Regions from separate parts of the Homo sapiens genome. Here region 1 is linked to region 2. The links are chromatin loops, found by intact Hi-C in ENCODE. Cell type or tissue: heart right ventricle. All regions are shown on one strand. Each heading gives the region's core, and the rest is flanking DNA. Links, peaks and the distances in the headings are about the cores only. Region 1 overlaps NFASC (neurofascin). Region 2 overlaps NFASC (neurofascin).

The links. A loop is a pair of places that touch in the nucleus more often than their neighbours do. Peaks named below come from ENCODE experiments on the same cell type or tissue, not always from the same donor. Only the 100,000 strongest peaks of a DNase experiment are listed, where the experiment ranks them.
Region 1: it touches region 2 in a loop (2.4-fold over the local background); 16 of 110 quality-filtered maps call a loop at or near these places.

Annotation. Positions count from the first base shown.
Region 1 is chr1:204,884,121-204,887,034 of GRCh38, forward strand. The region is part of intron 1 of NFASC (neurofascin); the gene reads left to right. Among named protein-coding and RNA genes, the nearest start is that of NFASC, 57 kb to the left of the region's middle. In heart right ventricle, for the core only: no CTCF peak of the experiment used is centred there; a DNase peak (open chromatin) is centred at 1,510; H3K4me3 peaks cover 453 bases; H3K27ac peaks cover 2,500 bases.
Region 2 is chr1:204,940,358-204,943,271 of GRCh38, forward strand. All of the region lies in intron 2 of NFASC (neurofascin), which reads left to right. Among named protein-coding and RNA genes, the nearest start is that of CNTN2, 100 kb to the right of the region's middle. RefSeq lists a silencer at 1,479-1,578. In heart right ventricle, for the core only: a CTCF peak has its summit at 1,560 (motif pointing left); a DNase peak (open chromatin) is centred at 1,544; H3K27me3 peaks cover 330 bases.

The DNA of each region.
Region 1 (2,914 bases), core at 283-2,782, 56 kb before region 2:
CATGTAGCTATAATGTGGCTCTCTCACCCTGTCAGGGCCTTGGGTGTTTTCAGGGGTGAGGGGTGTGTGTGGAAGGACTGTGATTCAGGAACTTTCAAGCCTCAGGGTAGCATCTATATGTAGGGCAGCTTGTACAGAAAGGCTGCTGGGCCTGGGGAGAAGGAGGTCTATGCCACTCAAGGTGCTACCTTTTCTCTGTCAGCTGCTTTTTCCACCTCCCTCTGGTTCTTCAATGGTCAGCAATCTCATTGGTGGTCCCTGAAGTCAATACCCCTTGGGTATTGAGAGCCTCTTCTTCCCTGGCCCTGGAGTTTAGGAAGGCAGGCGAGGGAATGGAGCTGAGGTAGAGAGAACCACCTGCGGTAGAAGATAGGCTGAGGGTGTGTTCTAACTTCTTAACTTGGCAGGGAGTGATGTCTGGATGTTAAGACCTCTGCTTTTGGAGTCCAGGACACCTAGATTTGTACCTGAGCCCCTCCCCTGACCTTGAATAGGCTACTTACTTAGCCTTTGTGAGCCTCAGCTTGAAAAATGGAGTTAATAGCCCCTCGCACATAGTACTGTTCTGAGGATTAGCTGAGGTCGTGCATATCAGCAGAGTACCGTTTGAGTGCCCAGCACACAGTAGGCATATATGATCATGTGATAACATCACCATCACCATCACCACGTGATGGCTGGGTGCCTGCACTGCACCCACCAGCATGCTGGGTGCTATGGGAAATAAAGAGAGTGCCACACTTCAGCCATAGAGCGCATGGTCTTACTAGAGAGAGAATCACACAGGAAAGAGAGGATGTGCCAAACTAAGATTGAGAGATTTAGATTATGGGATATTGGGAGAGATCCATAAAGAAGTAGCTGGGCACAGTGGCTCACACCTATAATCCCAGTACTTTAAGAGGCTGAGGCAGGAGAATCACGTGAGACCAAGAGTTTGAGACAGGAGGATCACTTGAGGCCAAGAGTTTGGGCAACATAATGAGACCCCCATCTTTTTTTTTAATATGTAAAATAAAATAAACTGAAAAAGATGATTTTAAAGACCTTTTGAGGAGCCCAGGGTGGGAACAACTTGATAAATATTCAAAATAATATTTCACTTTTAGTATCTCCTCTCACCCACCCATCACCCCTAAAGTGAACATTTTAGAATAACACAGTGTGGAACAAGGAGGAAATTGTTCCAGCCGTGGGCCAGCAGAAGTCCTGAGTGGCCAGGAGCCCGGGGAATAGAACCCTTCACCTTCACCCTCCCCTTTGCCCTGTGGGGGGGGAAGCATGGTACACTGGGCACCTCCTTGCCAAAGTCCAGAAAATCTGTGTGGCTAAATGGTGAAAGAATTTTCCACCCTCTTTGCCCTCACTGGACTTTGTGGGATGCTAGAAATATTTTGCAACCCACCGTCAGAGAAAGAATTGACCAGGGCTGGTGCCAAAATATTCAGTACATTCAAAAGAGTCTTTTGTTTTATGAAGAAAGTGACTGGGCTGGGAGCCTCGTCTTCTGATTTGACATCACAGCCTGGTGGGTGGGGCCTTCTACTGATCCTGTCCCCACTCCCTGGTTCAAAGTTCCTTAGCCTAGTGAAGATTCTTTAGGAAAGCTAAGTTCTGGTTCAGTTTGTGAGTTCCATAACCTTAGACACATTCTTCACCCCCTTTGGCATTCACTGCTCATCTGTGAAATGGTGAGACTATTCCACTCCTGTCGAAGGGTGAGTTCTTGTTCCCCAAGAATGACCTCTTGTTCCATTTCCAGCTCTCAGGTCTGAGCTTGCATGAAGTGAGTGTTGCCCCTTTCCAGATGGGCACTCTGTGATGTCAAACATGTAATTCTGTCATTATCCGAAACACGTCTGAGCTATGCTTTCGAAATCGCTTTCGAGGCTGCAGCACATTCTTTGAATATCCTCAGGGATGGGCAGTCTTCTTCCTTTTAGAGGGAATTTGATTTCTGCAAGCCGCCTAATCAGGACAATAAGTCTAGGCTCAAGCTAAATGAAGATACTTTTAGTTCCAAACAAATGAAGCTGATTTCGTTCAGCTTCTAAACTGACTCAGCAGTCGGTTCCAAATAAAGTTTCAAAAATGCTTTAAGCAAGAACTGCATCATTAAAACAGCAGGTGGTAGGCTATTATAACTTTTAAGGACAGCACTCATTTGGACTTTTAAAAATTATGATTTTTAAAAAAAATTAATTTGCTACTTTATATTTACATCTCATTTTTGTAAAAAGTAATTATTCTCTTTATTCCTATTCATTTGCTAATGTGTTTTTATGTGTCTGGCTGTTTATGCTTTTTATTTCCATAAAAATGTGGCTTACTCAGATCACTATTAGCTATAAAAACATAAAATGTCCTAGCTCAGTGGTTCTCAAACCTATCTCAGCTTGTTCAAACCTAGACTGCTGGGCCCACACTCAGAGTTCCTGATTCGGGAAGTCTGGGAGGGGCCCAATAATTTGCATTTTTCATACGTTCCCAGATTCTGCTGCAGGACCACAAGTTGAAAACCCCTGGTCCAGCTGAGGTGCTTTGGTCATCTAGTTCAACCCCCTTGTACAAATCAGTAAACTGAGGCCCAGGGAGACGCAACTCCCTTGCCTAGTGTTATAGAACTAGTTACTGACAAAGTTGGAACTGGAGCCCAGGGATTCTGTATGCCCATTCTAGTGCTCTAAAATGATCATTTCTTGGTTGAAGACTTCTTAGCATGACTGTAGGTTCTTACCATTTTGCAGGACCCTATCGAATTCAAATATTCCAGCCTGTTATCCTTTTTAGCACAACTGTGTCATGATTTTTATTTCATCACAGGAAGAGCCTGTGTTTAATTTGCCTCATTAAAAAAAATTGTGATAAAATATACATAATATAAAATGTACCATTTTAATCATTTCAGTTGTAT
Region 2 (2,914 bases), core at 294-2,793:
CACGAGAATCACTTGAACCCAGGAGGTGGAGGCTGCAGTGAGCCGAGATCATGCCACTGCACTCCCGCCTGGGCAACAGAGTGAGATTCTGTCTCAAAAATAAATTAATTAAATTAAGTGCACAATTCAGTAGCATTTGGTCCATTCACAATGTGTGCACCCACAACTCTATCCAGTTCAAAACATTTGCATCTCAAAAGGAAACCTCATACCCATTAACCAGTTTCCCTCCTTCTCCCTTCCCCTCTGCCTCTGGTCACCAAAGACAATCTGTGTTTTGTCTCAGTGTATGTATCTATTCTACAGATAAGACCTAGACATGTCATATCTATGGGATCATTCCCTGTGACCTTTTGTGCATGGTTCTTTCACCGAGCGTGTTTTCAGGATTCATCCATGTTGGAGCATGTCAGTATTGAATTCCTTCCTATGGCTGAGTCATATTCCAGGGTATATACATACTGGAATTTGTTTATCCATTCATTCCTTAGAGGACATGTGGGCTGTGTCCACCCTTTGGCTGTTGTGCATGATGCTGCTGTGAACATTTTGTGTACATGTACTTGTTTGATGCCTGTTTTTAATCCTTTTGCACATATACCTTAGAATTGCAGAGTCATATGGTAATTTTATGTCTAACTTTTTGAGGAACTGCCAAACTATACATTTCTTTTTTAAATAGCAACCTTACTCTGGTACTTTTCCTGTATATACAAAGAGAAAAATGGGTGGAAAATCCCTGGACTAGGAGTCAAGAAACCTGGGTTCTTTTTCTACCTTTGCCACTAACCAGCTAGGTAAACTCAAACCAGTCACTTCCCTTCTCTCGGCTTTTGTTTCTTCATCTGAAAAGAAAGGGGATTGGATGAATCTAGTGTTCTTTAAATTCTTTTCCTCTTGTAAGGTTTTGTTGGAAAAACTGGGTTCCAGAGAGGAAAGAGGGAGAGAATTGCTACACAGCTAAATGTGATTATCTTGAGATTCTTTTTCCACTCTATTGCTAAATAGTGAATTTAAAATATCCCATACAATTGGGCTTTTTTTTCTTGCCAATGTGTATCTGATTTAATGAATAGCTTCTGGCTTCCTAATTCTATCAAGAGTCCCAAAATAAAATATCCGTCTCTTTCCCTTCACTTCCTACTGCTTGGCAGCTCCTAAACCAAACATGGTGGTCGTGGAGCCCGGATGGGAGCCATCCCTGCTGCCCCTGCTGTGCCTTCCTCTATCGCAGGTTCCCTCAGCACTAAGGGTTCAGTTGCCTGATCTGAGTCTGGTCTTTGGAGATGTATAAGCCAAGGAGAGGCATTAGTGGATTCTTTCTGCGACAGTATAAGGACCATCTTAGAGAGTTGGGAAGGTGAACCAAAGACCTCCTGTGATGCCTTCTAGCCAGAGGGTCCCTCCTTGGGAGATTTTCTACTCTCTTAACCCTCTTTCAGCTTGTTGGTTTCCTCTCCAGAGAGCACCGTCTGTGTAGGGGCGGATTTTTTTTGTTCCACTAATGAGTAGCCTTCACAGTATGCCACCCAGGTCCACAGCATGTGCTCTCCTGCGCCGCCTGGTGGTTTTCTGGGGAAACGTGAGGTTTTAAAAAGCACATGATGGTCCAAATGGCTTCTTATTTCATCCATTTAATCATTCGTTCATTTTTTCATCCATCCATATGTCGATCCCTCTCACAGTTTTGAGGATCTGCTATGTTTTAGGTACTATGGTCGATTCTAAGAATAAAACAGTAAACAAGATAGGGTACCTTCCCTTATAAAAAAGCTTTCATTTTCATAGGGGAGATAGACAAGTGGCTTTTGGAATGAATACAAAGTGAAATGTGCCATAATGGGGGAAGTAAAGGGTGTGCAGGAGCACAGATGAAGGACACGTATGTCATACCTGGCAAATACTAACGAGAGAGGGCAGACACAGAGTGTTCTAGACCAGAGCTTAATGGTGCAAAAGTCAGTAAGCAAGACCAAGCATGATGTACCGAGGGAGCTGGTAGAAGAGCAGTCTTGGCTGGAACACAGGATGCAAGGGAGAGATGAGCAGTGAGCTAGCAGAGGGGATGCATTATGCAGGGCCTCTGAGCCATGTCAAGGACACTACCTTTAACTCCCAAGCAGCAGTGAGCTATTGAGAGTTGCACTAGGGGAGTAGCACATTTCTGTTTGCCTTTAGAAATAACAGCTTTGGTTATGAGTGGAGAGTAAATCAGAGGGGCATATCACACTGCATCCCATAAATGCGTACAATTATTATGTGTCAATTAAAAATAATAAAGTAAAAAACAAACCACAGGGGGGAAAAGTGGACCTGGAGAGACCACTTAGGAAGCTGTTGCAGTAACTCTGGCATGAAATGTTGGTGATCAAAACCACGGTGGTGGCAGTGGGAAAGGAGGCAAGTGGAGGAGTCCAGAAATATACACAAAGTTGAGGTTTGGTGCTGGGCCCAGCTTCTGGGAAAGAAACTGCAAAAATGTGAATAAGAATCCTTTAGTTTGCCCCATATCCTGGCACAAGGGAAGTCCCTTGTCCTATTGCAATAATCAGTGACCTGCTTTTTGCTCCAGGTCTCCAGAAGGATGGCCTTGTCTCCCAGGATCTCTCGCCCCCTCAGAGAGCAGGCACTGGAGTCCTGTTCTTATCTTCTGCACCCTCAGTCAGGGTGGATAGGAGATGGTGCATGTGCACAATTGAGAGTGGGCTTCAATTTGCTGCCGAATAAAATAGGAGCAGGAGAATGATGTGTCCATCTGATAGGTAGCTATGAATCTAGGAAAACTGGAGGAATTCTGGAGAAGCCACCTCCTGCCTTCCTCTTTGACTTGCCACCACAGTAGAATAACAAACTGGACCAATTTTTTAAAGTGTATGTTTCAGAACCTCAGGCAATCTTAAAGCACTCTATTTGA